6 separate regions of the Homo sapiens genome follow, and all the other regions are linked to region 2. A link is a loop called in an ENCODE intact Hi-C map of the cell type or tissue named here. Cell type or tissue: dorsolateral prefrontal cortex. All regions are shown on one strand. Each heading gives the region's core, and the rest is flanking DNA. Links, peaks and the distances in the headings are about the cores only.

Region 1 (5,365 bases), core at 920-4,919, 110 kb before region 2:
AGTTGATACTGGAATGGTTAAGACTTTTGGGAATATTTGGAAGGGGTGGATATATTTTGCATGTGGGAAAGATGAATTTTGGGGCAAAGGGGAAGACTATTATGGGTTGCTTGTGTCCCCCAGAAAGACACGTTGAAGTCCTAATCCCCAGCATCTCAGAATGTTAATTTATTTGAAAATAGGGTTGTTGTAGATGTAATTAGTTAGGTTATGATAAAGTCATGGTGGAGTAGGGTGTGTTCTTAATCCAATGACTTGGTGTCCTTATAAGAAAGGGAAAAGAGACACAGAGACAGACCTGACAGTGAGAAGACAGCCATGTGAAGACCAAGGCAGAGATTGGAATGATGGATCTACACGCCATGGAATACCGAGAATTGCTGGTAAACACCGGAAGCTGAAAGATGCAAGGAGGGGCTCTCCCCGATAGGTTTCAGAGGGTACATGGCCCTGTTGACATCTTGAATTCAGACTTCTAGCCTCCAAAACTGTGAGACAATAAACTCACGTTGTTTTAATCCAACCAGTATTTATGGTATGTCATTAAAACCACCCTAGGAAGCTGACACAGATTGTGCTACACCTAATTTGAATTTTTAATCATTTGCACAAAATGTGGGATTAAATCTTTAATTAAAATATTTCATTTAAATCTACTGTATTCTGATTTTCCATGTATCAATACTTTCACTTTTGTTAAATACAAATAGGACAGATGAATCTATATTTACATATGGAGTGAAATTTTCCAGTTTGTTTTTGTTATCTTTAGCTAGGTAATAAATGTTAGTTACACCCCGTGTGGTGGTTGTTTGAAAACTTAGATGTTCACATAAAGGACTACAGTGTTATTTATTTATTTATTTATTTATTTATTTATTTGTTTGTTTGTTTGTTTTGAGACAGAGTCTTGCTCTGTCGCCCAGGCTGGAGTGCAATGATGCGATCTCGCCTCACTGCAACCTCTGCCTCCCAGGTTCAAGCGATTCTCCTGTCTCAGCCTCCCAAGTAGCTGGAATTACAGGTGCATGCCACCACGCCTGGCTAATTTTTGTATTTTTAGTAGAGGCGGGGTTTCACTATGTTGACCAGGCTGGTCTCAAACTCCTGACCTCCCACCTCGGCCTCCCAGAGTGCTGGGATTACAGGCGTGAGCTACCGCGCCTGGCCTACAGTGTTATTTTTAAAAACTAGATACTATATGAAATGCAGACATGATAAAGGGGTGCTTAACCCTTTTAGGTGACCTGCCTTTTTAAGAAAATTGCAATTTTCATAAAAAAAGTATACATTTTAAAATAGTTTAGTCATTACTCATTTTGTAATTTATTTTATATTGATTTTCCCCTCTGAGATTCAAATGTTTGTAACCATTGCTGTCTTTTTTACAGGTCTCTCTTCTTTATCAAGTTATCATATTTGGGAACAAGTGTAACATGGTAGAAATGAAGATGTCTCTTGCGTGGGAGGCTGATGCTCCAAGGGAACCTTGGGCAGGATCCATGCTTTCTGTTAACACAGGCTTCATCTACCCTAAGTGCTCAGGCAGCGTTTGGAGAAGGAAGAAGGATGACTGGAAGGAAGAAAGTTACTTTTTTTTTTTTTTTTGCAGTTGTGGGGAAATTGCACTGATTCACGCATGTACTTTTCTCCAGTCTCCCCGGTCACGAACAGAGCGTAATTGCTGCACGTCTGGCCAGAACAAACACTTGAGCTGGAAATACCAAACTGTATATATGTTAAACACAGGCTAGTTTTACAGAATTTTCACCTCTACTTCTCAATACAAAACCTGTTTTTCACAACTAGCATTACCCCCACACGCAGAAATTTTTAAAGAAAAGATGACTAGGTCTATTCTAGAACCTTTTGTTATTCCTGGCAGTAGTACAATGAAATTGGGTCTAGTGGTATTTATTGTTGGGGTGGATGTAACTCCTATTGAATCTGAAAGCACAGCATCAAGTGAAAACTGCTGAACAAATGCTAAGCATAGAAACTCTTCTGTTTATGAACTTTTTGGTTTTCAATAGGCTGCCCTGAGTATGCTTTTTTGTTCTTAATTGAACACAACATGGTACAAAAAATTACTACCCCTGGCCGGGCGCAGTGGCTCACGCCTGTAATCCCAGCACTTTGGGAGACCGAGGCAGGCGGATTCCAAGGTCAGGACTTCGAGACCAGCCTGGCCAACATAGTGAAACCCCGTCTCTACTAAAAAATATAAAAATTAGCTGGGCATGGGGGTACATGCCTGTAGTCCCAGCTACTCAGGAGGCTGAGGCAGGAGAATCACTCGAACCCGGGAGGCGGAGGTTGCAGTGAGCCAATATCGTGCCACTGCACTCCAGCCTGGGTGACGGAGTGAGACTCTGTCTAAAAAAAAAAAAAAATTACCTGTGGGTGCTGGGCTGAGCCATGATTTTGTTCCTCATCTGGAGGGATTAAGGACTGCTTGGCTAAGCTCATCCCCAGTTATTGACTCAGTTGGACTTGTGGGGAAGGTGTGAAACCAAAATTTTTTATTTCTAACAAATTCCCAGGTGTTGCTGCTGCTGCTGCTGGTTGTGGACCTCACCTTGAGAACCACTGCGTAGCTCACAGCCGTCCTGGCCAGCTCTCAGGCTGAAAGTTTGAGAGAGATTTCTGTAGTCATTTTAGCTGTAATTCCCCCGAGGGTTACACTAGAGGGCAGTGTGATTACAGCTACTGCGATGGACAGCAGGTTGACTTCACACTGAATCCAGACCGAGGTTTTATATTTTGTTTCCAGATGTTTCATGTAGGCATTTGTAGGTAGAAAAGGTTCTGCTGCTAAAAAGAAGTTAAAAGTTTGCTCTCTCTCCTGTCTTTTTATTTTATTTACTTATTTTTTTGAGACGGAGTTTCGCTCTTTTTGCCCAGGCTGGAGCGTAATGGCACAATCTCGTCTCACTGCAACCTCTGCCTCCTGGGTTCAAGTGATTCTCTTGCCTCAGCCTACCAAGTAGCTGGGATTACAGGCATGCACCACCACTCCTGGTTAATTTCATATTTTTGGTAGAGATGGGGTTTCACCATGTTGGCCAGGCTGGTCTCGAACTCCTGACCTCAGGTGATCCGCCCGCCTCGGCCTCCCAAAATGCTGGGGTTACAGGCGTGAGCCACCACGCCCAGCCTTTTTATTTTAAACTCATATATATTTATTAGCTGGAGAGCTGAGGCTATTGAGGTGTACAATTTTATTTTCCATTATTCAGAGAATGTTAGAGATAAATTTGCTATTTGAGCTCACTTTTCTAAACGTGTTTTCAGTGACTCCTGTTTTGTTAGTAGTAGAAATAGGGTTTGAGACCAAATAAAGCTGGAAACACTGAGTTAAAGTTACACAGACTCCTTTATTAAAATATTCCTTAGAGCCTGTGTTTGTACATTGGAAACCACTGGGAGGAGGATGCGGAAGGCAGGACCGCTGTGGGAGTAATGCCTTCTGGGTATTTTGGACAGGAAACACCTGCCTGGTCCTGATTCTTCGTCTTTTCCATAAGGAATTAAAAACTGGAAGAGAAAAATGACTGCTATGTAGTGACAGGACCTGTCTCCGGACTGCAGTCCAGGGTACTTTCCGTAGGACCAAAATATTATTACCTGCAGTTCTATGTGCAATGACAATACCCGGGCCAGTCAAATGCACTCGGTCTTCGGGCCTCGGGTCTTCCTGTTCCACCTGTTAGGACGCTCTTGCTCCAGGCATCTGCAGCCTTGCCTCCTCACTGCGTGCAGAGTGCTTAAATAGCACCTTATTAAAGAGGACCTCCCAGACCACTCTCCAAAATGGGCCTCCTTGGGTCACTCTCTATTTTCGTACCTTGCTTTGTCACCACCTGTTATGTGCTTAATTATTTTTTTGTTTGCTTCTTCTCTCTAAAATAGAGCTAGAACCGAAGGGACTTTATCTATCTTAGTGTCTGCTATATCCCTAGTACTTTGTAGGTGCTCAGTGAACATATACTGGATGAATTAATATTTTCAAAGTATAGAACATAAGATTGGTTATTCTATCAGCCAGAGTTCTCCAGAGAAATGGAACCAACATATTGATATATAAGTATACATAACACATTATATATATATATAATGTTAAATATGTTAAAATGGTAAAAACTGGTATCTTTTATTAAATGGTTCTAACAGTACCCAGATAATGTGAACATTATATACATTTACAGAAAAATTTCCACTTGCACTTCTGGGTTTAAAAGTGCAATATCTGGCCAGGCGCGGTAGCTCACACCTGTAATCCTAGCAATTTGGGAGGTCGGGGCAGGCGGATCTTTTAAGCCCATGAGTTCAAGACCAGCTTGGGCAACACGGCAAGACCTCATCTCTACGAAAAAATACAAAAAGTAGCCGGGTGTTGTGGCGGGCGCCTGTGGTCCTAGCTACACGGCTAAGATTATACCTAGACCTACACTACACCTATGCTGAGGTGGGAGGATCACCTGAGCCTGGGAAGTTGAGGCTGCAGAGAGCCATGATTGTGCCATTGCACTCCAGCCTGGATGACAGAGTGACACCCTGTCTCAAAAAATAAGATAATAAAAGTGCAACATCTGACACTTTCTAGTAATTGTTTAAATATAATGATATTGTATACTCTGGTTTCTCTTCAAATTGTGTACATCTTTTGCCTTTTAAATGTAATGGTATTTTATTTTATTTTATTTTATTTTATTTTATTTTATTTTATTTTTTTGAGATGGAGTTTTGCTTTGTTGCCCAGGCTAGAGTGCAATGGCGCGATCTCGGCTTACTGAAACATCCGCCTCCCAGGTTCAAGTGATTCTCCTGTCTCAGCCTCCCGAGTAGCTGGGATTACAGGCATGCGCCACTACGCCCAGCTAATTTTGTATTTTTAGTAGAGATGGGGTTTCTCCATGTTGGTCAGGCTGGTCTCCAACTCCTAACCTCAGGTGATCTGCCCGCCTCTGCCTCCCAAAGTGCTGGGATTATAGGCGTGAGTCACCATGCCTGGCCAGTATTTTATTTTTATATACTCTGGTTATGTTAGAGAATATCCTTCTAGGCTTCAGGGCGTTTGAATTTAAATATTATTAAGGTAAGGGGTATTTATATTTATCCAAAGGCCTCTCTGAGAAGGAATTCTATACTGGGTTTGACTGTAATTAAGGTAGCTGCCTTGGAGAATACTGGTCATTTTAATTTTCCACTCTCCAAATTTCACAGAAGTGTTTCTCATTGTCAGACTGACCTACAGTCATACAGGGAAGGGAATCCAGGCAACATCATCCCAGGTTTCTTCCATAAAGGAAGGAGGAGACTCTAGAAGGTGGTGGTGGTGATGCCAACAGACATGAAGTACAGG
Region 2 (5,365 bases), core at 825-4,824:
CTGGGTGACAGAGCAAGACTCCGTCTCAAAAAAAAAAAAAAAATTCAATTTATATTGGAAGATCAAGGAAGGATTAGATTGGCGGGGGTGGGGGTGGGGTGGGGAAGGTGGGATCCTAAGAGAAGAAAGCCAAGACTGAGTTCTTTGGGAATTTGGGGGGAGTTTTGGGAGCCCTGGGAGAGATGAGGACCTCTGCCATGCTCTGACGGGGAGGCACAGTGAGACCAAGGGATGAGTATGTTGATAGTGCTTTTCTCTGGCTCCTACAATTTGCTGCCCATTTTGAACTTTGCTAAGAGAGTGCAGTGAAGATTCCTATTGCTCATTATTGTTTTCTTGGTTAACTGATTTTGTTTCTTTTTTCTTTTTTTCCTAGAAAATCATGAAACAAGGAATAAAACTATGATTTTGTACTGAGACCACAAGACAGCACAGTTTTACACAGACTGCACACACCCATCTCTCTGCCACTCTGTCTAGACTTTTAATTATTATTATTATTATTATTATTATTTTTGAGACAGTCTTGCTCTGTCGCTCAGGCTGGAGTGCAGTGGCACGATGATCTCGGCAGACTGCAACCTCCACCTCCTGGGTTCAAGCAATTATCCTGCCTTAGCCTCCTGAGTAGCTGGGGTTATAGGCACGTGCCACCACATCTGCCTAATTTTTATATATTTAGTAGAGACGGGGTTTCACCATGTTGGCCAGGCTGGTCTTGAACTCCTGACCTCAGGTGATCCACCTGCCTCGGCTTCCCAAAGTGTTGGGATTACAGGCGAGAGCCACCATGCCTGGCCTAAACTTATATTAATTTTATATTGCACAAATAGATTATGGTGATGGAGAAATTTATTCTCTGGAACTGGACAAAGTAGAAAGCAGACAGTCACAGTGAATCTCATCACCTAAAGGTGACCACTTTTGCATTTGGTGGCTATGCCTTCAGGTTTTTCCTAAGCATGTACAAATGTAAGTTGCTATTTGCAAATTGAGACTTTTGTTCTATATGCTATATATTTTTTGTGCAACTTTCTTTTCTTTTTTTTTTTTTTTTTTGAGACAGAGTCTTGCTCTGTCACCCAGGCTGGAGTGCAATGGTGCGATCTCAGCTCACTGCCACCTCTGCCTCCTGGGTTCAAGTGATTCTTCTGCCTCAGCCTCCCGAGCAGCTGGGATTACAGGTGCATGCCACCATCCCTGGCTAATTTTTTATATTTTAGTAGAGACAGGGTTTCACTGTGTTGCCCAGGCTGGTCTCGAACTCCTGAGCTCAGGCAATCTACCCGCTTCGGCCTCCCAAAATTCTGGGATTACAGGCGTGAGCCACCACACCCAGCCTTGCTTTTCTTACTTATTATTACAGTACTGCATGTCATTTCTGTTGTCTACACGTATCTTTTAGCAATTTTTGCAAAGTGTTCCATCTTATAGATTTACCACAATATTTTTAAAAATTTTTAAATGTTTACTGTAATTTATTTTATTTTTTTTGAGACGGAGTCTCACTCTATCACCCGGGCTGGAGTGCAGTGGCACCACTTGGCTCACTGCAACCTCTGCCTCTCAGGTTCAAGTGATCCTCCTACTTCAGCCTCCTGAGTAGCTGGGATTACAGGCATGTGCCGCCACACCCAGCTAATTTTTGTATTTTTAGTAGAGACAGGGTTTCACCATGTTGACCAGGCTGGTCTCGAACTCCTAACCTCCAGTGATCTGCCTGCCTCAGCCTCCCAAAGTGCTGGGATTACTGGAGTGAGCCACCGCACCCAGCTCACAATTATTTTTTAAGGTGAGGTCTTGCTATATATGGCCTAAACTGGACTCGAACTCTTGGGCTCAAGTGATCCTCCTGCCTGGGCATCTCAAGTAGCTGGGGCTACAGGTGCATGCCATTGTGCCTGGCTCCCACAATTTATTTATGTCACCAATAATGGGCATTTATGTTGTGTCTAATTTTTTGATATTGTAAACAATGCTGCAATGAGCATCCTTGAACATATAGACATGTAGATTCTACCAGAAACTACCCTTAAAGAAAAGATTTGTTTTTTTGTGGTGGTTGTCAGTGAAAGCACTACCCCAGTATCATGTGGCTCTGGAGGTCTCTGTGTCATTAAGTAACCTCAAAACCTGCAGCATATGGTTTTGAGTTATCTTAGTAATTCCCTCTTCTTTTATAATTGGAATTTGAGTGGAGAAAATTAAACAATACACATGTAATAACATCATTCTTTATCTGTTCCCTACTTAATATGTGATTTCTTTTATTGGCTGGAAAAAGTACATAGCTGCTGATTTATCTACTTCAAGTAGCAGGACAATATGCTTACCTTAAATAGTCAAATGTAGAAAAGAACAATGGTCCTGAAACACAGTCCACGCCGTCACAGGAAGAGGAGAGGCCTGAGACTATGAGGAGAGGGAGAGACCAGTGATCAAAACTGAGCTCTACAACAGTCCTCTCTGTTGGGGGAATTAAAAAGCAAAGGATTTGAACAAGTAATTCACAGATGGGGTAGTACAAATGGCCAGGAAACTTCTCAAATAACTTGGAAAACGTGAAACCCCAAGGATAGTGTTAAGAGACCGCTTTAAAGTGAGATTTCTGTTATTCATGTTTAAAATATGAAGTATTCATCAGTCTTCTGGAAGAGACTGACACACAAAAAATATAACAAGTAGCTTGTATTGATCTTTCACCAGGAGACTTTCTGAGAACTTTTCACATATTAGCTCATATAATCCACATAGCAACTTTATGAAGTAGACAGTTAATTATTTCCATTTTGTAGATAAAGAAAACAAGGCGCACAGAGGCATTCCGTGTTTTGTCCAGGGTCATTCAGTCCTTGGCAGAGCTGGCATTTGGGGTCAGGCAGCTGGGCTCCTGGGCCCGAGCGCTTAAACACTGCCTTGTGCTACCACCTGGTGGTCAAAAGCGATACACGCAACAATGGAGGTGAGCCCAGGCCAGCCAGGAGCCGGCTCCCTGGAGGATGTGAACTTGAAGCAGAAATCAGGAAAGACATTCCAGGGAGAGACAGCAGCACTCGCCAAGGCACAAAAACAGCAGTTACTGCTCCATGCATGAGGAGCAAGAGACAACTGGGAATGATAGCAAGAGGAGTAAAAAATAAAAAGAATTTCTTTTCTTTTTTTTTTTTAAAGAGCAAAGAATGATGTGTTAGGAGATTGAGTGGAGAGGTCAGCTGGGACCAGATGACGGGAGAGCTCCTAGTAAGGGGATTGGACTTTATTCTGAGGCTGATGGAAAGCCACTGAAGAGCTTTTAATCACGGCAGTCGGCCAGGCGTGGTGGCTGACACCTGCAATCCCAACACTTTGGGAGGATGAGGCAAGGGAATCGCTTGAGGCCAGGAGTTCTAGACCAGCCTAGGCAACATAATGAGACGCCCCCGTCTCCACAAAAATGAAACACCACACACACACACACACATATTAGCTGGGTGTGGTAGCATGCCTGTGGTCCCAGCTACTTAGGAGGCTGAGGTGGGAGGATTGCTTGAGCCCAGGAGATTGAGGTTGCAGTGAGCCTTGCACTCCAGCCTGGGAGACAGGGCCAGACCTTGTATGGAAAATTGATCAGTCGGCCGGGCGTGGTGGCTCGTGCCTGTAATCCCAGCACTTTGGAAGGCTGAGGCGGTCGGATCACCTGAGGTCAGGAATTCGAGACCAGCCTGGCCAACATAGTGAAACCCCGTCTCTACTAAAAATACAAAAATTAGCTGGGCATGGTGGCGCACGCCTGTAGTCCTAGCTACTCGGGAGGCTGAGGCAGAAGAATCACTTGAACCTGGGAGACGGAGGTTGCAGTGAGCTGAGATCATGCCACTGCACTTCAGCCTGGGCAACAGAGCGAGACTCTGTCTAATATATATATAATATATATATATATATATATATATATATATATAGATAGATAGATATAGATATAGATATAGATATAGATATATATCGATCAGTCATAATCAGTCAATCATGGCAGTGACCTGGGGAGAGTTACAGTTTGTATAAAGTCCCTAGTGACTGTGAGGAAAATGGATGTGGGGGACAAGGCCCAGGGAGACCAATGCAGAGCCGCCAGGAAAGAGCCTGCAAGTTCCCAAGTCACCAGGACCCCAGCGGTGACGGAGTGGGGAGAGCACAGGTTCAAGAAATATTTAGAAGGCAAAGCTGTCAGCACTTGGCGAATGAACGTGATGCGAAATGGACAGAGTGGGAGAAGCAGGCTACAGACACCAGGAAAAAGATCGTTCCAATCACTCTTTGGCTGTTCCGAGCCTTATAGCGGGATCCTCAACCAGGGGCCATTCCGCCCCCCAGGAGACAACCAGCTGTGTCTCGGACAGTTTTGCTGGTCACAGCAAGCGGCCGGGGTGGCGGTGCTAGAGGACGCTGCTAAACCCCCTTGGTGCACAGGGCAGGCCCCATGGGACGGGAATCCTGGGCTCGGGGCGCGGCTGCCTGGGTCCCCTCTGGCGGCGCCAGCTCCAGGAGGCAGGAAACGAGGAGGCCCTGGCTCACGGAGTGTGCTTTTACAGAAGCAAGCCCTGGCGCTCCGGGCAGATGTCCGGGGGTCTCCCGCAGACCCCTTGCCCTCCATGGAATCCCGTTCCTCCCAGGGTTCCCCTCCCCCATTTACCCCTCCAGGCTCCTGAGCGCTGAAAACTGCATTCTGCGGCCCAGACAAGGTTACCGTCTTACTGCCGGGAAGCCACTAGATACAGTTGCAGGCTAAAGGCAGTGTGATTCCCCTCAAGCAGGCCTTAGTTTATCGTAGGGCACGGGACGTGCCTCCTTCCCCAGAGTCTCCTTTTCAGGAGCTGCAGGGCCTCTAGGCTTCCCGGACTGCAGCTTTACCTGCCTGCCCCCAGCAGGATGGTCTTGGGGTCTATACCTGAGCCGAGATCTCGCCACTGCACTCCAGCCTGGGTGACAGAGTGAGACATCGTCAGAAAGAAAAAAAAAGGTCATCCATGAGAAGAATCGGTATTGCTGGATTCTGTTGATGTTTTTTATTTGCTTCTGATTATCTATGTTGGTTAAAGGTAAACACAAAATTTCATTTAGACAGGAGGACTAAATTCGCGCAGTCTATTGCATATCATAGTGACAAGAGTTAATCACAATATATTGTATACTTGAAAATTGCTGAGTAGATTTCAAGTGTCCTCAACACAAAAATGATAAGTATGCTAGGTAATGTTATATGTTTAATAGCTGATTTAGGCATTTCACAATGTATGCATATAGCAAAACATGTTATACACCATAAATACATACAATTTTTACTTGTCAATTAAAAATAAATAAAACAATAAATAAAAGAGTATATAAAAAT
Region 3 (5,365 bases), core at 483-4,482, 640 kb before region 2:
AGAAAAACCACCCAGTGGAATGACTGGCTTTCAGATGCACAGCACCCCTGGGTTTTTTTGGCTACGTGCGCATGCAACTGCCTCTGCAGCTTCGAAGTCAGAAGACAGAGCCGCTGAATCCAGAAATGACAATCAGCTTGACAGCTGAGGAGACTTTGGCATGCCATGTGAAGCCACTAGATCATCTCTTTCTTTCTTTCTTTTGGTTCAAAGGCCAAATTGACACCGTATCATCAAACCTGTTATTTGCGCCTCCCTAGAGCAGCAGTAGGCTCTCGGGCCAGCTGTACAAATAAAGGATGAAGGAGATGAGAGCAGACACAGAACCGCCGGCCTCCCTGTCTTCTGAAGCCAGGGCATTCCTTTAGGATTTTGTCCCTTGTCGGTTGCCTAAGTCTAGAATGTCTCTTGAACAGGGCTAAGATAAAATTACTTTTATTTCATAACAACTTAGTAAAAGAGACCAAAAGATAAGAGGGTATGTACTGTACTTTTTAAAAACCAAAATCTTCAAGTCAGCCTTTTTGGCTGGCAATGATCTGGTTGCCCCAGGGACCAAAACATATGGGGAATGACAAAAATCTAAGAAATCGTTTGTCATTTTGTCAGTAGGAGCACTAGGAGAAACACTACAAATAAACAACTACAAATACAGGTACAGCCACACTTTTTCTGCCATGACTTCCTGCTCTTTCTTAGCCAGAAGGTATAAATAAATGCAAGGTATAAATCAGTGCAAGGTATAAATAAATGAAAAACTGAACAAACAGGAAAGATGCTTTTGTTATACTAATTATACAGATTTTCCAAATCACCCTTGAACTCTTAAGACCATGACATTTATCATAAAAAATGTCACAGGAAGGGGAAGGAATGTATTTATTAGGCTTGGTTATGGATTATGTGGCTGCCATGCTCCATACCTTACCTTATTTAATGCAACCAGCAACACTGAATAGTGTAGGCTATGATCCCCATATAGATGAAGGAAGGTGTAACTTATTCAGGCTCTCACACCTAGCAAGCTCAGATTCACACCTGGACCAGTCAGTCTCTCACCTAAACCTCTCCTCTTCCCCCTACCTGAGCCTGAGCCTAGCACAATGGAGGGTTCATCCACTAAATCACGCTCATGCCATGCCCGGAGTGACGTTTCAATCCCTTCAAGCCTCTTCTTATTTTTACACTTAAAAACAGTCTATCCAGATACACTCAATGTTCTTTTATAAAGTTTCTTTAGGACACAATGTTATTAATTGAATTAATTGAATACCTCTATTTTTTGTGGTTCTCAAATTTAACTTTCTGGTCCTATCCTATATCCCCAACTGTTTTCTAGAAACTTTCTTGCATCCTCTTCCCCTGTTAATTCATCTCACACATTGGGTCAAAGCTGAGCTCAGCCCTCTGCCTCCTCCTTCCCTGTCACTGAAGAGAGTAACTCTGTTCCTGGCATCATCTAAGCTCGCCATCCAGCTGCCAGCCTTGTCACCCTCTTTCCCTCATTCTCCATGTCCTTCTCATGACCAAGTCAATCACATCTCGATTTGAACCAAAACCCAAATCTCATGCTCCCATCTTACCTTCCTCCCACTGCCAAGCACCTGGCCCATGGTCTTGTCAACTCTCGCACGGGTTCCACAAGCACCAATCTCTCGCGTCTCCTTAACCCTGATCTTCTCCCCACTGCCCCATGCAACCGTCAATGAATCTTCTTCAGTCACCCCTTTCCTGGTGTCATTGCTTTCACCAACACCTGCAATGGGGACAATCTCCTTTCCGCACACCCGCCAACCTTATTCCCTGCAGTTTCCACACCCCCACCCTCTGCCCCAATCACACTTGTTTCCATGAGGTCAGAGTAGCCTTTCTTTACCTGTAGCTCAAATTCTGCCATCCCTCCAAAAATATTATAATCATAACAGTAGCAGTAATAACTGCCACCATGTACAAATCTAGACACAACACAACAGTGTGTTAATACATTCTTCTCATGGAATCCTTACCACCCTGTAAAGCAGAAAGTCATCCCTGTATCTACGACCTCATTCCCAAAGGAGGAAGCTGAGACTCAAAGACATGAGACAAAGGACCTGAGGCTGTTCAGTTCTGACTTCAAGGTTTCTGCTTCCATTTAACTGCAGTCCTCATCAATTTCACTCCCCTCCAAACTACCACATCTACCCTAAAATAATTAATGACTAAATAACGTCATCACCTATTTTTCATTATTGCCTTGTGCATGCTACTTTGCTTAATATCTGCTTGGGGTGATGTCTTCTAGTATACTTTTTTTTTTTTTTTTGAGACAGAGTCTCACTCTGTCACCCAGGCTGGAGTACAGTGGTGCAATCTCAGCTCACTGCAACCTCTGCCTCCCAGTTCAAGCAATTCTCCTGCCTCAGCCTCCCAAGTAGCTGGGATTACAGGCGGCCACCACCACGCCTGGCTAATTTTTGTATTTTTAGCAGAGATGGCGTTTTGCCATGTTGGCCAGGCTGGTCTCGAACTCCCGACCTCAAGTGATCCGCCCCCCTCGGCCTCCCAAAGTGCCAGGATTACAGGCATGAGCCACTGCGCCTGGCCTCTGGTACACTTTTTGCAGCCAGGGATTCATGAACGTTTTTATTTCCACCTCAGCATCTTGACCACTGTCTTGCACAGTATAAATTCTAAACATATACTCATGGATTACATGATCAATTAAAACTTCCACAATTAAAATGAACAAATAAATATTCTTTTAAATATATTCATCCTTTTTATGAGTCTCATTATTCTTAATCCATTATTATTATCATTCCTTTCTTTTCTAATGCTTCCCTCCTTTTTAAGGCTTGATTGTAATTCAACCAGTCAGCCACTGGGTGACACTACAACATCACTCACGAATCCTTTGGCAGTGCCTCCAGGAGCCTCCCCTATTGCAGGAAAAAGGCCCGTTAGGTGCCAGGAAGAGTTATCAAAATAAATAACAAAAGGTGTTATCAACAGTAGACAATCCAGAGACTGGACTTCAGTGGCAGAGTGTTTTCTTGTACCTTAAAGTAACCGCACTTGTTCACAATGAAATAGGGGCAACTGAGGGATTTAGCCTGGAGTAACACTCATTCGAGATTTTCACTGTGTTCTTAAGAGGCAGCATGGTGCAGTGGGAAGAACCCTGCACTGAGAACCAGGAGACATGGCTTTGCCACTGAACAACAAGGTCACCCCTTACTCCAGGCCATTGGAGAAGGGTTTTCCCATTTTAAAACATGGCATCTGCGTCTTCTGCGGGGCCTAAACAAGGCTAAGGGCTCCTGGTAAGCTCCCTGACTAGCTCTAACCCACTCAACTCTCCCTCCTTCTTGCCTGCCCTGTTCTCCAGCATCCCTGCCCCTTGGCCTTGCCTTGATTTGCTCCCACCTGTGTCTTGTGGCCCCCTCTTCCTCCTGTTTGGAGTCTCCCCCAGAGCTCTTCAGGGCTGCCCTGGCTTCTTGTCACTTTCTCTCCAGCCAAAGCATCCATTTCCAAGTGGTCAATTTCACCCACAGACAATCCCTCCGTGTCCCTCCCTAACCCAGACCTTTCTTTCTGAGTGCCAGTCACATATCCAACTGACCACAAGCGCTGCAAGTCCAAACCTGGACTCATGATCGCCCCTGAAACGTGCTTCCTGAGCGGGCACCACTGTCTGCACAGCAGCTTACACCTCTCCTGGGAGGCCCGCATGCCTCTAACTGCCTGCCCCAACTGCGCCAGGTGAGTCTCCTCATTCCTATCAAGTCTGCCTCCCAAATATGTCCACCTCCCATCCACTTCCCTACCCTCCACACTCACCCCCTCGCTAAGCCACCAAGACTTCCCACCTGCATGACTGCAGCAGCCTCATAACAGGTTTTCCCTAACATTACCTACCTGCCACCAGCCACATTTTCCAAACAGCACCAGATCATCTTATAACATAAATCCAATCTGCTTCTTCCCTTCTTAAAATCTTTCAAAAATTTCTTATTATGCAGGAAAATCTGTCTGCTTTTTTTTTTTTTTCTTTCTTTCTTTTTTTTTTAAGATGGAGTCTCACTCTGTCGCCCAGGCTGGAGTGCAGTGGCACGATCTCGGCCCACTGCAGCCTCTGCCTCCCAGGTTCAAGCAATTCTCTGCCTCAGCCTCCCCAGTAGCTGGTATTACAGGCACCCACCACCATGCCCAGCTAATTTTTGTATTTTTTTAGTAGAGACAGGTTTTCGCCATGTTAGCCAGGCTGATGTTGAACTCCTGACCTCATGATCCACCCACCTTGGCCTCCCAAAGTGCTGGGATTACAGGCATGAGCCAACCTACCCTGCCCCTGTCTGCTTTTTAAGCTGCATTGCATGCTGCCGGGTTCCTTACCCACTGTGGTCAAATTTCTCTCTAGTCACGTTTCAGTCCCTCAAACATGCTAGCCTGTCTCCTTCCCACTTCAGGGCTCAAGCGGAGGCTGTTCCCCTTGTCTGAACACTTGTAGGGAGCTGAATGGCGCCACAAAAAAAGATACGACATGTCTTAAGCCCAGAGCCTGTGACTATTGCCTTAGACGGCAAAAGACCTGATAAAGTGAAGGTTCTTGAGCTGAAGAGTTTCTCCTGGGTGATTTAGGTGGGCCCTAAATGCTACTACATGCACCTTTATAAGGAGGACGCAGAGGGAGATTGATGTGGACACATAGAGGAGCAGGCGATGTGAAGACAGAGGCACAGACTGAAGTGAGGCCGCTAGGAACCAAGGAATGCCAAGGACTGCTGACACCAGAAGGAGTGGAAGGAGGCAAGGAGCAGGTTCTCCCCCAGAGCCGTGGAGGGAGCCTGGCAGTGCCAGCAGCTTGCTTTTGGACTTCTGGCCTCTAGAGAATACATTTCTGTTGTATTAAGCCACCATGTATATGGTCATTTGTTACACAGCCATAGAAACTGACAGAAGGCTTCTCCTTCAGACTGTGGCTAGGAGAGTTCTAATTCCACCCGGTTCAAGCTCAAGTGCTAACCCACAGCTCCCTGTGCCCTGACCCCGATATGCTCCCATGCAAAGCAAGCCAGGGCACCAAATTGTCCACCTGGGGAGGGAGCAAGGATTTTTGTCTCATCTTTTCCCTGATGTGACTTGAGCACCTCAAACAGTGCCTGGCGCTCCTCAGGCAGCCAGAAATAGTGGCCGGAGGGGAGTCTTGTCTGTCTCTCGGTTTGGCTCTGAGCTCCAGGCTGCAGGGACTTTCTTCTTTACGACTGAGGCCTCCATGGCCTGGTTGGATGCCTGGCATGTGGCAAGTGCTCAATGGTTACTTGCCGAATGAATGGAAAGCTATTATTATTGGTATTATTATTCGTTGCCATTAAGATTGTAT
Region 4 (5,365 bases), core at 775-4,774, 96 kb after region 2:
CAGTCTCTAATCACTTCTTTTACTAATTAATGATTGGGTAGGACTCAGTGGTAGTTTTAACTAAAGTGATCGAAACGGGAAGTACGTTTTCCAAATCATTAGTGGGCGAGAACAGATTCTGAGCAGAATTTTCAGGTGGGTCTGCCAAAGCAACACTGCAGAACTGTTCACTAGGCCTGTGGCTGACTCTGCTATGATCAGGGAATAGGGAACTGGGACACCAGCACACAGCTGATGGCTGTGGGCCACAATCTCGCTGGCATTCTGAATGGCCTGCACTTGTCTTGTCACCATCCATGATGCTAGAGCCCAGCTGTGGAGAGCTCTGTTAGAGCTGCTGCAGAAGGAAACAGACTACCCCCATGATGACCGGGCTGAGCTTGCCTGCGGCAGCCCTGACTCTACCTGCCAATGCTGCTTCTGCTTCCCAGATGGCACGGGCATCACCTGGGTGTTGCCTGCTTGATGGGAATCAGGCCACACGTGGAACCTGGGCCCTGAAGCTGTCTGCGGTCTCCAGCAGGCACTAGGCCCACTGGCAGGGAAATGAAACAGAACTGAATGAGCCAACCAAAGCTGCCAATGTGGCCATGTCAGAGTTTTGGAAATAAAAGGACTTAACTGATAAAATATGAGGAAAAGGGGAAAGGGATTGTTCAGGTGGGCTTTGAAGAAGAAAGAGATGGTTTAGGAAAAGGAGCTGCTACAAAGGCAGAGTTGGAGACAGAAACATGGAACTAAAACATAAGAGAGAAAGAAAAAAGACAGAAAGGCAGGAAAAAGCGAAAGGAGCTTCAAGACAAAAGGGAGTGCCAACAGTCTGAGAAAGAAAGAGGAGGTGGAGAGGATCTGGAATCCCCCTTTGGGAGAGTAGCCAAGGTTTGCGCAGCTACACCTTCCCCCCATTACCTACTACTGTTGCTCTTTTGAGATGCTGGGCAGTCTGTGAGATTTATGTCCTGGGAACAAAGTTAACAGAGGCAGTAACAAGCATAAAACCATAGGCTTTAAAAGTTTTTATCATTTTAAGTATTTCCTGTATATATTTCCATTGAAAACAAGAAATAAGAACAAGCTGATCTTTCCCTTTCTGCTTTAAAATGTCACTTTTCAGCAAGCACATATTCAGTTCAGTTGACACACACAAAGCCAAAATCCTGGCTGAGACACATTCAAGCTATTATCATCTTGGAATTTGTTACGGTAAGTCCTGCAGGGACTGTGTGGTGTTGAGTTGGCACAGACGCACCTCAGAGAAGCAGTAGTATAAACAGTTCTGTATTTGCAAAAGGAAATAAGAAAATAATTGAAAAAGTAAGAAATTTAGACCAAGGCAAGTAAAATTGGCTAAATAAAGAACTATTTCAAAATGGCCTTAAACAGAGAGGGCGTATCAAGCTGTGCTCTTCTCTCAAAGCCTCAATTTGTCATCTGTAAAATGGGAACAATGGTCCTTACTGCATAGTTTTTGTGAAGATTGAAGCAGATGATTTGGGTGATACAATTAACCCAGAGCCTGGTACAAAGTATGCATTCAATAAATGTTAATTATTATCATTGTTACCATTGCTAGCATGTTTGGTGTCATGGCAAGGAGTTCTCTCTCTCTCTCTCTCTTTCTCGGAGTCTCACTCTGTCACTCAGGCTGGAGTACAGTGGCGTGCAATCTTGGCTCACTGCTACCTCTTGCCTCCCAGGTTCAAGCGATGTTCCTGCCTCAGTCTCCCAAGTAGCTGGGATTATAGGCGCCCACCACCACACCCAGCTAATTTTTGTATTTTTAGTAGACATGGGGTTTCACCATGTTGCTCAGGCTGGTCTCAAACTCCTGATCTCAAGTGATCTGCCTGCCTCTACCTCCCAAAATGCTGGGGTTACAGGCGTGAGCCACCGCGCCCGGCCAAGTTATTTCAAAGATAAGTTTTAGGTAGCTAAAAGGAAAGAGTTTGCTCAATACTTAGGCTCTTTTGTCTGGCCTAGGCTCTGGGCTCCCTTCCTCCTTCCCTCCCTTCCTTCCTTCATTTCTTCCTTCCTTCCTTCCTTTTCTGAATATTTTGTTGTATTTATTGTTTATTTTATTATAAAAAGTTTTATTTTTATTATTTGTAAAAATTTTTGTGGGTACATAGTAGGTATATATATTGATAGGGTACATGAGATATTTTGACACAGCATGCAATGTGAAATAAGCACATTTCAGATGTCTCTGAGGATTGGAAAAAAAAAGCACATCATGGAGAATGGGTTATCCATCCCCTGAAGCATTTATCTTTTGAGTTACAAAAAACCCAATTACATTATTTAAGTTATTTTAAAATATACAATTAAGTTATTATTGACCTACGGAAAGAATGTAAATGCTCTTATAAAACAGGTGTACACTTCTGCCCCCTACTGGCAGTGAGCTATTTAGCAGATAAATAACCTTGACCTAATTGCAACAATCCCTCGATGTGGTATTTTATTTGGAATAGATGGTTAGACATATTTTGCATATCAACACGTATTCCAGAGTTAAACAATTTAGTTATAGAAGTGGTTAATTCCGTTACGATAATGTTCAACGAAAAAAGATTTTAGGTGCCTAGAAATTGGGTATACAGCCCACTGTATATATTTACATCATTTGTTTTATACAATAGCCCCATGAGGCAGATAGTATTATTATCCCCGTTTTGATTTGAGCAAATCGAGGTTCTAAAAGGGATCTGCTAGTAAGTGGAAGAACTGGCATTCAAACGTCAAGCTCCTCTGACTCACATTTGTGTCCTTTCCGGGCAGGCCATCAGGCCTCCCTAAAGAGGACGAACTCATCAGCAACATCAAAAGTCTGACTCTTGGCAGGTCTGATGTAATTACACATTGCACCATCTTTCCCTCACTTCATTTTCATTGAAAAGCAACTTGCAACCAAGTACACTAGAGGAGAGTATAAGCTCATGAGGGAGTGTGGAGAGGTGAAGGCTTTTTGTGAGCAGGGCTAGTCTAGGGGGAGCCTACAATGATCAGCTGCCCCCTGGGCACGTGTCCAGGGCTGGGTGGCCCACTGAGAAGTCTGGATAGCTCCCAAAGCCCTGCCAGTGAGTGGGGCAAAGGCTGGCCCTTGCTCAGCTTGGGTTTTCTGGCTGCGGGAATGCCCCCATTAGGCCTGGAGGTCCTGGCAGTGTGAAGGAACACCCTCTAACCCAGAGCTGATGCCTTTCCCTAATCTGCCCAAAGTCATGGCTTGTGCTAGCAGTGGCACCATATAAAGCATGGCAGGATGTCTTTACCTGTTTGCATGAAATTCACAAGCCTAGCCAGGGCCTTTTTCTCAGGCAAGGCAGAGGGCACCAGTGATCTGATTCCAGTCAATCCCCAGCACCACTACCATCAGCATATTTAGAGAATGACTCATTTAACTGGGTAGAAGGGAGAAGGAGGGAGACAATTAGTCACAGTTGGAGGTAGGAGGGCAGGAGAGAACTTCTTTGGAATTTTGGGATCCAAGAAGAGAGATAAATGACGCCGAGCTTCTTTGAGGTGATCCTGGAAATCCAGCAAGCCTCACAAAGCAGCTTTCATGCATTGCAGAAAGGAGTGGGCATTGAGTGGAAATGGCAGCCTGATGCAGGCTGGAGAGAGATGACTAATTTATCTGTCAAACTGGCAAGTTTAGGTATTTAGAAGTTCACTGGACCCCAGAGTGGGGCATGGAAGTCACCAAGAACTACAGGTTCTTTAAGGGACCCAGGGCCAAGAGGAGAGACTCCAGAAGTGGCACACAGCAGACTGTCCTCTGGGGGCTGAAACAGGGTGCAGTGACATTTCAGCAAGTTGCTGCAGTGAAGGTGGTAGGAGGCACCCTGACAAGCTGAGGAGGGCATTATAATGCAAGTGGGAGCATAGAACCAATGACAACCAAGGCTAATAATTTCAGACCTTTTCTCCATTAATCCGCAAAGGGCTATTGTATCAGATCCTTCAGGAGTTTAGAGTAAACCCTGTAAGAGGAAGAAAAATCAGACAAGTAACACCGAATAGAATGGAGTTTTCAACATGAATGAATGAACCATCACTAGGGTCCCGCGAGTTTACTTGAGAGTGGCCAGATGCAGTTGTTGGCATAGGGATTGGAGGCAGGCATTGTACGGTAGGGACATTTTGGAGTGTGTGATGTGAACTCCACATCCAGCACATACTGTTGCAGAAAATCAAATTGAGCATGTGGACAAGGTGTTCTTCACTGGGTGAGGCTTTAGAACAGCTGACGTGGGAGGCTTACTGGGTGGCAGAATGACAAGAATCAAAGCTAGAGCAGGAATAAGTGAGTCGTGGTGCCTGAGTGCTGAATGGAATGAGCGAAAATCATTTGCAGTTGAGTAACTGAGGATTAGAAGGGCAAACGATTTGCTTAAAGGTCATCAATGAAAGGGCAGGATTGGAACTTCTGTCTTCCAACGAGCAACCCACTGTTTCATACCTTTCCACATTTATCTTTTTGTGAAAACACACAGACACACAGCGAGCACAAGATCATGGAACCATAGAAACGAAAGGAAAATTTTATCTAGTCCTGTCTCTCAGCCGACTTAGTATTATGTTTTACAATCATCTTGGCAACCGGTCAAACTGCCTCAGCTAGAACATTTCCAGTGCTGGGAAATTCTCATACTTTTGGACACAGCTTAGTCTATTCATCCATTACTGGACAAACTGGCAATGGAGTTCTTTATAGGGAGCCAACATCTGCCTCCATGAATCCAACTCTCTTAGCCCTGCCCTCTAGTTCTGCACATAATCAATGACTTCCTCTTCCAAATCATAATGAAAATCACTCACTAATCAAGGACCTATGGTGTGCCAGTCACAAAGGGTGGCATTATGCCCACCCCAGGGTCTCTGGTTCATGTTCCAGATATCCCTGGTCTTTCTGCACCTGTATCGTTCTTCTCTGGACTGTCTCTAGCTTGGGAAGGTATAGAATCCATTCTTCCCTTCCAGATCCTCTAGGCCATTTATTTAAGAAAGTAAATCTATTTGGGTCCACAGAGAAAGTAGTTATGATTTTAAAAATATAAACTAATTTTAATGTTTAAGCCAACTGTACTAACACTAATTGATATAATTAGCAAGGTATACTTGTCAAGGATCACACAAAAGATTCCAAATTGCAGTTGGAGCAATTGTTGACCTAGATCATCAATTGAAATGGAAATGATATGTACATGCCCTTTCCTCAGTTTCAAACAAATTTAGCATAATAATGCTTATTATTATCATCACCGTCCCTAATTCTTACAGAATGTTTCAAGTGAATCAGGCTCATAGTGACAACTCTATGAATTGGATACGATGATCATTTCTAGCTTTTTGAGGAGGAAAC
Region 5 (5,365 bases), core at 694-4,693, 360 kb before region 2:
CGGAATCACTCGGAAACGCCAATCACACTGATCCAATTGGGTGCTTCACAATGTAGGAACTAGCCTGGAGAGACAACTCAGTGAGATTTTATGGGTTTTTTGTTTGTTTGTTTGTTTTTTTGATAAGGAGTCTCGCTCTGTCGCCCAGGCTGGTGTGCAGTGGCGCAATCTCGGCTCACTGCAAGCTCCGCCTCCCGGGTTCACGCCATTCTCCTGCCTCAGCCTCCCGAGCAGCTGGGACTACAGGCGCCCGCCACCACGCCCGGCTAATTTTTTGTATTTTTAGTAGAGATGGGGTTTCACCGTGTTAGCCAGGATGGTCTTGATCTCCTGACCTGGTGATCTGCCCGCCTCGGCCTCCCAAAGTGCTGGAATTACAGGCGTGAGTCACCGCACCTGGCCTAGATTTTATGTTTTTAATCTAATCTCTTTTACAATCCAAAACCAAGAAACCAAGAGGGCCCTGACCTTTACCCTTAGCCTCAATTTAATGGGAAATCAGAAAAAAAATGTATGAAAATAATTTAGGTCAGAGCAAATCATATTCCTCCTATGCTACAGTTAGACAAAGATGAACACTGCTGCGATCAAAGAAAGACCTTAGAGGCAAGGGTCAGATTTATTTCCTGCTGCTGGACCGAGTCTTCTTTGGTGTGTGATATTGGAATAAGAGAAGAAAAAAGAGGGCCGGAGCCGGGCGCAGTGGCTCATGCCTATAATCCTAGCACTTTGGGAGGCCAAGGCGGGCGGATCACGAGGTCAGGAGATCAAGACCATCCTGGCTAACACAGTGAAACCCCGTCTCTACTAAAAATACAAAAAATTAGCCGGGCGTGGTGGTGGGAGCCTGTAGTCCCAGCTACTCGGGCGGGTGAGGCAGGAGAACGGTGTGAACCAGGGAGGCGGAGCCTGCAGTGAGCCGAGATTGCGCCACCACACTCCAGCCTGGGCGGCAGAGCCAGACTCCGTCTCAGAAAAAAAAAAAAAAAAAAAAAGAGGACCGGGCCCAATGGCTCACGCCTGTAATCCCAACAGTTTGGGAGGCTGAGGTGGGAATATCCCTTGAGTCCAGAAGTTTGAGACCAGCCTAGGAAGACCACTAGGCCCTGTCTACAAAAAAAAAAAAAAAACAAAAAAAAAAACTAGAAGAAAAAAAGGAAATAAAAAGAGAGGCTTCTTTTAGCAGAGATGACAGAGTCAGACATAAAAAGCATGAAGGGATGTCAGAAATGTGATGCTGCACCAAATGTCCCCCTTACTTGCTGATCACTAATGTGGTCTAGAGGTTTGCCAGTGGAGCTTTGCTCTTTTGAGGTAAGAGATTATGCCCCATTAAAAACAGGATGCACCTAGAAGAACAGAGGGTGGAGACGCACACAAAAGTCCTTAGGGAGAGCTCTACCACTAATGCACTGGGGACTCCCCTTAAGGGGAGATAGGGAAGTACAAGTCTCACTTACTTCTTGAGAAATGGCCAAAATGGGGTTTTAAAGGCATACTCTCAGCATTGGCACTCTTTAGGCAGGAAGATATTGGTCAGGGCTGCTTGGTAAGGATGTTCAGGTTGTGCACTCTACAGATGCACATTTATCACAGCCAGGGCCTCCTGCAGAGGCCCTGATAGCAGTTTTCGGAAGGTAAGGTCCACCTGTATGAGAGATAGAGGCATAAAATGTACGTAGATGAAGGGAGTCCCTTCCTACTGGGCAAAGTATGTCTTTATCTATACTACCTAACCCAGAACAATACATAACTAAGTGTTCAAAGGACGATTTTTATAGTGTCAATGTGAAAGTATCTTTTATTCTAGTCTCTTTGCTGTAAAAACCAGTATAAGGCTGGGCATGGTGGCTCATGCCTGAAATCCCAGCACTTTGGGAGGCCAAGGCGGGCGGATCATGAGGTCAGGAGATCAAGACCATCCTGGCCAACATGGTGAAACCCCGTCTCTACAAACAATACAAAAATTAGCCGAGTGTGGTGGCGCACGCCTGTAGTCCCAGCTACTAGGGAGGCTGAGGCAGGAGAATTGCTTGAACCCTGGAGGCAGAGGCTGCAGTGAGCCGAGATTGCGCCACTGGCCTCCAGCCTGGGTGACAGAGCAAGACTCCATTTCAAAACAAACAAACAAATAACAACAACAACAAAAAAAACAGCATAATAGAGGCTTGGGCCACCAGTCTCATCCAGGCCACACTTGGGTCAGTGACTGTGGGAGCTTCAGATTCAGGAGTTTGGTGGACTGTGCCAGAAACACGCCTTGCACCTGCTTACAGGGATGGAGGAGCGAGGACTGAGGGGGGCCAGAGATCCAAAGTTCTTGTATCTCCATAAGAAGGTGTAGGAGCAAGCCGAGCAGTCTGAAATTGTCATTAAGAACAGAAAACCTGCAGATGGGCATATTTACACACATGGCTTATGTGGGTGTGGGTGTGTGGATGGGCAACATCAAAGAGGATATGAATGGTGATTCAAAAGTCAATAGGTCAAATATGAAAATGCTAGGAGGACATCTTCATGTATCTACTGTATAGTCCAACTTTCGGTTTATGGAAAATGTCCAGCTCTTTTAGAAGGTAAACATTTTCTGACTGTGAGCTCTTGAATATGAATTTTATGGTACCTTATACATTTTTTAACTTTCAAAGCTCTGGGTTGGGTAGTTACCAGTACCATCTTCACAAATTCTGGATTCTTCTGGATGTTCTTGACTATTCTGGGAAAATTGGTGCGTTTGTTCTCCCTCCGCCTTGTACCGAGGTCTGCAGGCTTAAGGGATGTTAACAAGGCTTCAATTTGCTGTGTGCATTAGCAGGTGCTGGAAACTACGTTGCCAAATGTGTCGTAGACACAAGAGGGCGATGTGTGCTCAAATGTCAACCTCACCGAGGAAAAGGAATTCATCCTTCAGGAATTTTTGGCTGAATTCCCAGACCTAAAAAAGATTAACAAAGTGTGTTTGGGAGGGGCAAAATTCACTGTGAAACCTAATCAAAGAGGCAGGATGTGATGTCAGAGTGTGGAGACAGCCTGGCAGGAGCTTGGAGGGGATTCTTATCCTTGAGTTCAGAACTGGGCAGTACTCTAGGCTAATGATCGTTATAATCAAGACTTGTCCTCTGTCTGGATATTCAGAAAAGACAGACTTCAAGGCTGCAGAGAATCAGTGGCTGTCTTGGTCTCTGATTACAAAAACTTTATTCTGAGAAAGCCCCTCATTCATTGGAGGAAAACTGGCTGTGCACTTGTTACATGCCAGGCATGAGTCTTGTAGGGGCTAAGAATTCAGCCTTGAGTAAGACAGCCGAGGCCACTGCCCTCTGGAAGCATCAGTGACCCTTGGCACGTACTCCCATCTATTTGTTTCTTTTCTCTCTGAGCCAGTCCAAACCAGCAGTATCTACATCATCTTTTCTTGTTCTGAAAGAGAATGCAAGTCACACATTTATGGCTGTGGGCCACATTTTTTTAGAGATGCCATCTGGTTCCAGTTTTTCTGACTGTTTGTGGAGAGTGGTGATTCCAACAATCTTCTACCAAATGTAAGGGGGTGATAAAAGTGTTCAGTGTTTGCCACAGAGATATCTCTAGCTTGGCCTGATCTCAGTGCACTGCTTTTTGGGTTTACTCAACAAATTGAACAATGCTCAGCCCCTCTTCCATGGAACCTTCCCAATCTCTTTAACCAGGGTTACACTGCGACTCCTCTAAGTCTCTGTACATCATAGCACTTTTGTGGGAGACCACTGCTACTTCAAATCTCTGCCAATAGCACCATGTTTCCTTTCGTTGCTAGCTTTTTAGAATTCTAAAGCCTACTTGGCCATTAGATTTTTTTTATTTTTTTTTTTTTGAGACAGGGTCTCACTCTGTTGCCCAGGCTGGAGAGCGGTGGTGCAGTCACAGCTCACTGCAGCCTCAACCTCTTGGGCTCAAGTGATCCTTCCACCTCAGTCCCCCAAGTAGCTGGGACTACAGGTGCTCACAACCACACGCAACTAATCTTTGTATTTTTTGTAGAGACAGGATTTCGTTATGTTGCCCGGGCTGGTCTCAAATTCCTGAGCTCAAGAGATCCTCCCATTTTGGCCTCCCAAAGTGCTGGGATTACAGGCATGAGCCATTGTGCCCGGACTAGCTATTTTTTAAATTGGAGTTTGAGGAAGGAGGAACAGAAAGGCTGCATCTGCTTAGTAAATGACTCCCCGCTGCCAACACACATACCCAGCAGATGGCAACACCCATGAAAATCCTTTCATCCTGTTGTGAATGGTGGATTCCCAAACTCTACAGGACCCTGCACTAGTCAGCATCTGCTCTTCCCTCTTGAGTCAGGGCAGCCTGCAAAAGTCTGGTGTGTATCATAGGCATCTTGGGGCTCACCTTCTACAGAAGGTCAGAGGGCACAGCAAAAATAGCTTTCTTGCTGTGACCTAATACATAAACCCTGGCACACTTCCGCCTGTCAGATGGGAGCACGCCCCTGTCCTCGGGCTGTTTTTCGCTGTCGCAACAGGCTGTTCTGCCGTTAATCCTTTCCTGTAATTCCCGCCGCCTCGCTCGATCTTGCAATTCTCTTGCCCAGTGGCCTTTACAGGGGGTCATTACTGGGACACGGGGAACCAATGTGCGGTAACAAATGCAAGCTGACAGCAACACGTTCCTCGCCAAAAGTGGGACTCTTGGGTTTTGTGTGTGTCAACTCAGAAGAAACGAGAAAAAGACCCCACCATGTGTTGGATGAGGATGGAAATTGGATGCAGTGACTAAAAGTGCTTTGATTAGGTGAATCCGTTGACAGTAAGAAGGAAGAGATTCTCAATGTGCTTGGCATTTCACTTTGTCTCACTTTGGGTGAATAGTCCCAATTCTGTCAGACGTGCATCTCTTCGTCTGTCAGCTCCGTGTCTCTTGCCAGGATGCTTCTCTCTATCTATCAGGCAGAATTTTCAGATGTTGTCTTTCCTGTCAGGAAAAGTTTAATTCATCATTTTCCTCAGGCCTTGAAAAAATTTTTACAGGAAAAAAATGGTGGTGGTGGGTTGGGGGTGGGGGGTTATGACAAAAACATTTACAGATTTTTCTTCACATATAATTTTAAAATTGCCTATTTTTGCTAGGCACGGTGGTTGAAGCCTGTAATCCCAGCATTTTGGGAGACCGAGGCAGGTGGATGACCAGAGGTCAGGAGTTCAAGACCAGCCTGGCCAACATGGTGAAACCCCATCTGTACTAAAAATACAAAAATTAGCTGGTCATGGTGGTGGCACACTCCTATAATCCCAGCTACTAGGGAGGCTGAGGTAGAAGAATCTCTTTAACCCGGGAGGTGGAAGTTGCAGTGAGCCAAGATCACGCCATTGCA
Region 6 (5,365 bases), core at 420-4,419, 290 kb before region 2:
TTACTTCATTGTGTTTCAAATGGCAGAAAAAAGACTTTTTCTTTTTTTTGTTTTTATTTTTTGAGACGGAGTTTCACTCGTCACCCAGGCTGGAGTGCAGTGGTGCGATCTCACCTCACTGCAACCTCCACCTCCCAGGTTCAAGCGACTCTCCTGCCTCAGCCTCCCAAGCAGCTGGGATTACAGGCATGCACCACCATGCCTGGCTAAATTTTTTTTGTATTTTTAGTAGAGATGGGGTTTCACCATGTTGGCCAGGCTGGTCTTGAACTTCTGACCTCAGGTGATCCACCTACCTCGGCCTCCCAAAGTGCTTGGATTACAAGCATGAGCCACCATGCCCAGCCCAGAATAGATATTTTATGATGCATCATAAATGTTTGTTTTATGGCTGTGTCATGCTTTTTATTATTTTTAGGGAACTTCTTAGCTCCAAAATGTGTGTTCTTATTTTTGAGTTTCATTGAGAAAATACTGTTGTGTATTCTGAAATCAATGGGAATGATGGTGCCGTTCCAACAGCGATTCTTTTCAATTTGGCATGTGCATACTACCATGTGCCGTAATTCTCGTGCTATTTTTTATATTTGAATTCTAATTAGAACCCCTCATTGTATGCAGTCAAGTTTGATAGTGGATAAGTTTATCAAAAAATTCAGTTAAAGCAAGCAATCAGTAAAAAAAAAAAAATACATACATGCACACATACATATACATGTATCTATTATATATACATATATAATATATATATTTAGCAAGCATAGGTTTTTTTGTTTGTTTGGGTTTTGTTGTTGGTTTGAGACAGGGTCTCACTCTGTCGCCCAGGCTGGAGTGCAGTGGCATTATCATGGTTCACTGCAGCCTTGACCTCCCCAGGCTTAGGTGATCCTCCGACCTCAGCTTCCCAGGTACCTGGGACTACAGGCGCGTGCCACCATGCCCAGCTAATTTTTGTAGAGATGGGGTTTCGCCATGTTGCCCAGGCTGATCTCCAACTCCTGGCTCAAGCAATCCTCCTACCTTGGTCTTCCAAATTGTGGGGATTACAGGCGTGAATTACCATGCCCTGCCTCAAGCTTAGGTTTTTAAATTTTAACATACAACTGTTAATTTGCTGGCACATAAGGCTTTGAATATGGGTCCACTGATTAGATTCTTTGTCCCCTAATATAACCCAGACTCATGCTGTACTATTTATGATTTTTAGCATTTTAATGTACTTATAAAACAGTTTGAATGCTGAATTCTTCTAGATTTTTATGATTTTTCTCTCAGTCTTTTACAGTTCTTTTCCATGGTCAAATAACAGCTTATCCTAGTGACTTGTTTTAGTCTCTAAAAATACTTAGTTTACATGGAAATAATTCTTCTCACTCATGCCATTGTTTTACATGACATTCACTTAAACTATATACTTACCAAGTACTGTACCAACTATATTACCAAATACTATACCAGACAAATTTTGATAAGCATAAAACTCACTCTCTCCTGAGAGAGGAGCAGGAGAAAGTGGCCTTCTAGCCATGAATGTTCATTGTGCAGTAGGCATTAACTTTAGGTTTCTCAGAGGGAAGGAGAAACATAGATTTAACCAGCAAATTGGATAAGAAGGACTCTTCTGTATAGTGCTGTGGGTACCTTTTATACTGGGAAAACTCCAGCATTCAGGTTGTGGTGACATCATTTGACCATAACTGAGTATAAAGGCATTATTGCCATGTTAAGCCTTTTTCTGTTCCCTATTCATTCATCCATCATTTTTGGCATGTGATTTTTAAACACTGGCTTTTAGTTTCAAAGTGGATAAAATACAGTTTAGATTAAATTTACATTAAATTTTATAATATTAGTGCATTATAAATGAAAAGAATTAAGACATTGTTTTAAAAGAACTTGCCGACCTCTGGATCTCAATTTGAAAATCATTGTCTTTTTAGAAACCTCTGTATCTGTTCCAATAGCATTCTTTGGAAAACAGGCAAATCTCCTTATTTGATATTTTCCTTCTTTTCTGTGCAGCGTGCATGATGTTCACATTTGTGAGAAACTCCTATGGAAATATTCGGGACTAGGTTTTACTACTCCCCCTCATTTTTTCCCCCACTTGAATGTGTTTTCTAATTCAAATCAAAGTGATGATTGTCTAGGGAAATACAACTTGGATACCTTTAATGTATGTAAAAACGTTTTAAAATCAGTTATAACTTTGAGTACTTACATTAATAGCATGTTCCTTGTGACATTTTTTACAACCTTACACACGAGAACTATTGCTAAAGACACCTGATTGAACATTAGAATGAAATTCATGAGCTATTCAGTGGGGACAGGAAACTTATTTGAGTTGTTTGAAATACAGAGAATTAATTTTTGTTTGTGTTAGAACATACTTTGCTCAAAGACTTCTGACTAAGATAGCAATCTTTTTGATTGACACCATACATGTTTTGTAGAGGTCATAATTATACCTTACTTTTATTCTGGTTGCTTGTTTTAAGAGGAATGTTAACAAACTGGAGCATGCTCCAAGGAATCTGATCAAGATGGTAAGGAAGTTTGAAACTATGTATTAGAGGAACATTTGCAGGAACCAAAAATGCTACTAGCTTAAAGAAGAAAAGATTAGACAGTGGGGGAGCTGTACACATGATCACTGTCATTGGGTAATTTAAGGCATTGGGAGAGGTAATACATTTATTTTTACGACTCTAGGGGGAGATGCAACACCAGTGTTTGTAAGTTATGGAGAAACAGTGTATGTTCAGAAAAGGAAAGAGGAATTTTCCTTGTAATTGTCAGATTCCAAAAATTCTTGTCTTTCCATATTTCTTATTTTATTTTATTTTATTTTTGAGATGGAGTCTCACTCCATCTCCCAGGCTGGAGTGCAGTGGCGCCAACTCAGCTCACTACAACTTTCATCTGTCAGGTTCAGGTGATTCTCCTGCCTCAGCCTCCCTGGTAGCTGGGATTACAGGCATGAGCTGCAATGAACTTCCTTCAATATGATCAGATGCATCAGCTACTTTTTTTTTTTTTTTAACTGTTTCTGGGTACTTTTATAATCTTCTGCTCTGGAAATGCTGCTGTCTAGGCCTGCTGTGCGGCTCTCATACCAGAACTTTTCTTCTATCTTCATTCTGGAAATTCCCTTCACTTGTAACCTATGTTAGATGCTCTGTTTCCAGGACCCCCAACATTTCCGTTAGCCTCCTGATGAAAGGTGAATGAGAGGTCATTTTTGAAAGCCACAAAGCTGAAAATGTTTTATTCTGCCTTCTTTTTAAAAATTAGTTTGCCTACATTCACAAAGGTGAAAATACTTTACCCTTGGAACTTTCAATATATTGCTTAGTTGTCTTCAAACCTTCAGTGTTGCTGTTGAGAAGTCTGATGCTATTCTTATTACTGAGTCTTTCTGACCCACTTCTTTTCTTCCCTCTTTTGGAGTATGTAAGATCTTCTTTTCTTCCTGCTGTTCAGAACCTCATATTGAAGTATTTTGGTGTAGGTCTTTTGTTCAGTGTTTTAGGCTTTTTTTTTTTTTTTTTTTTTTTTGAATTTGTTTGGAAACTCACGCTTTTTATAGTGCAGACATATTTTCTCCAATCTTCTTTTTTGGGGAATATAAAAGCCTGTGATGCCACTGTTCTGGGAACCAAGTTGAGGGAGGTGACTGTCATTCTGTGTGTTTGATCTTAGATAATCCTCCAGCTTTCCACATGGTCCCTAACAAGAGTCTTCAGCAGTGTCTTGAGTTTGAAGTCTCTGTGGTATAACCTCTTTAAAACTTTCCTTCAGACTTCCCACCTAGGGCTGGTGGGAGTATGCTTTTGGCTGTTAAGGAACTGGAGAGTCTAATGATTTCTGACCCCACTTTAAGCCCTCACCTGTATCCAGTTCCTTCAGTAAATCTTGATATGTCCTGTGGTGGGAATCAGTTTCCAGTTGGCTTCTCCCACCTTTGCAGAAGCTTCTGTTTTGGCTTTCTCCATAAAGTCACTTACTGCTGGTATTTTGTTTTTAAATCTTCCAAATTTTGTTATTCAAGAACTGTCGTGTGCTTTTGGACTCTTCTCTTGTTCTCTGACGCTCTGTTTATTTTAATTTTTGTGGGCACATAGTAGGTGTATGTATTTATGAGGTACACAAGATAGGAGTTTTGATACAGGCATGCAGTATGAGATAAACACATCATGGTAACCCTCTGTCTCTTGTGGGTTAATACCTTCTTATTCCTTTACTGTCATTTCGTTGTGGGTTTGGGCATGTGAAGAGATTTAGATTTTGTCCACTACTTTTTTTTTTTTTTTTTTTTTTGAGACAGAGTCTCGCTGTTGCCCAGGTTGGAGTGCAGGGGCGCGATCTCTGCTCACTGCAAGCTCTGCCTCCCGGGTTCACGCCATTTTCCTGCCTCAGCCTCCCACGTAGCTGGGACTACAGGCGCCCGCCACCTTGCCCCGCTAATTTTTTGTATTTTTAGTAAAGACGGGGTTTCACCATGTCAGCCAGGATGGTCTCGATCTCCTGACCTCGTGATCTGCCCGCTTCGGCCTCCCAAAGTGCTGAGATTACAGGCGTGAGCCACCGCACCCAGCCTTGTCCACTACTTTTAACTAGAATGCCTTAATTAGGTTTAAGTCATAACTTGAATATTATTTTTTAGATGCTTGCTCTAAGTGTTACAAGGACCTTATGGTGTAGTATTTGTGGCTTTCCCAGAAACTCAGAATAACAATAGGGATTTATATCATGCTTATTATTATATATAGAAAGCTAAATATATTCAGTTTTTTAATGTTGGACTCTGGATAGACGAATATTTTGGACTAGCCAACATATACGGTGTCTTGGCATCAATAGTTTGTAGATTTGATAACCTACTAAAGGCACCTTCCTTCCATCTGTTCTAGATTTTAAATGTATAATTTTATGCTATGAAACATATGTAATATTTTTAGTAAATAACTAGGATGGGCTAGATCTAAATGTCAACTTTATTACTTTCTGCCAGTATTATTGGCAACTACATAAACTTCCACAGGTTATTAAAAATATTTTTACCAGCTTCTCCCACAGCAGGAGAAAAACAATTAATAAAACTAACTAAATAAGCTTTCCTACTTACTCATCCAGCACAGATTGTTATTTGAATTGAACAAATGGTTATTTGCAAGATTGTTTGAGGCCTAGTTAAGAGCAGCACACTGATGGACATATGGAATGAGCCACACCATCTGGTTACAGTCATACCTGGGTGGTGGTCATTAAAACTAAATCTCCTGGGGATCTGCAGATGTCTTAATTATACTACAAAAATGTATTGGGCTGCACCAGTAGGCTACTTTGAACTTCTTGAAAC

The links. Peaks named below come from ENCODE experiments on the same cell type or tissue, not always from the same donor. Only the 100,000 strongest peaks of a DNase experiment are listed, where the experiment ranks them.
Region 1: it touches region 2 in a loop (7-fold over the local background); 90 of 110 quality-filtered maps call a loop at or near these places.
Region 3: it touches region 2 in a loop (7-fold over the local background); 33 of 110 quality-filtered maps call a loop at or near these places.
Region 4: it touches region 2 in a loop (3-fold over the local background); 20 of 110 quality-filtered maps call a loop at or near these places.
Region 5: it touches region 2 in a loop (9-fold over the local background); 81 of 110 quality-filtered maps call a loop at or near these places.
Region 6: it touches region 2 in a loop (18-fold over the local background); 65 of 110 quality-filtered maps call a loop at or near these places.

What each region holds. Positions count from the first base shown.
Region 1 is chr2:227,655,750-227,661,114 of GRCh38, forward strand. No RefSeq gene overlaps it. Among named protein-coding and RNA genes, the nearest start is that of SCYGR5, 8.4 kb to the right of the region's middle. In dorsolateral prefrontal cortex, for the core only: CTCF peaks have their summits at 2,676 (motif pointing right) and 2,875; a DNase peak (open chromatin) is centred at 2,639; H3K27ac peaks cover 727 bases.
Region 2 is chr2:227,763,562-227,768,926 of GRCh38, forward strand. No RefSeq gene overlaps it. Among named protein-coding and RNA genes, the nearest start is that of SCYGR8, 20 kb to the left of the region's middle. RefSeq lists an enhancer at 2,799-2,848. In dorsolateral prefrontal cortex, for the core only: CTCF peaks have their summits at 2,899 (motif pointing left) and 3,107; DNase peaks (open chromatin) are centred at 2,940 and 3,603; H3K27ac peaks cover 542 bases.
Region 3 is chr2:227,127,123-227,132,487 of GRCh38, forward strand. All of the region lies in intron 4 of COL4A4 (collagen type IV alpha 4 chain), which reads right to left. Among named protein-coding and RNA genes, the nearest start is that of COL4A4, 34 kb to the right of the region's middle. In dorsolateral prefrontal cortex, for the core only: CTCF peaks have their summits at 2,878 (motif pointing right) and 3,079; a DNase peak (open chromatin) is centred at 2,899; H3K27me3 peaks cover 644 bases.
Region 4 is chr2:227,860,025-227,865,389 of GRCh38, forward strand. No RefSeq gene overlaps it. Among named protein-coding and RNA genes, the nearest start is that of DAW1, 8.9 kb to the right of the region's middle. RefSeq lists an enhancer at 403-902. In dorsolateral prefrontal cortex, for the core only: CTCF peaks have their summits at 2,395 (motif pointing left) and 2,595; no DNase peak of the experiment used is centred there; H3K27ac peaks cover 2,582 bases.
Region 5 is chr2:227,403,420-227,408,784 of GRCh38, forward strand. No RefSeq gene overlaps it. Among named protein-coding and RNA genes, the nearest start is that of SCYGR1, 18 kb to the left of the region's middle. In dorsolateral prefrontal cortex, for the core only: CTCF peaks have their summits at 2,853 (motif pointing right) and 3,064; a DNase peak (open chromatin) is centred at 2,852; H3K4me3 peaks cover 678 bases; H3K27ac peaks cover 2,438 bases.
Region 6 is chr2:227,477,563-227,482,927 of GRCh38, forward strand. The region is part of intron 1 of AGFG1 (ArfGAP with FG repeats 1); the gene reads left to right. Among named protein-coding and RNA genes, the nearest start is that of AGFG1, 8.1 kb to the left of the region's middle. In dorsolateral prefrontal cortex, for the core only: a CTCF peak has its summit at 2,692; no DNase peak of the experiment used is centred there.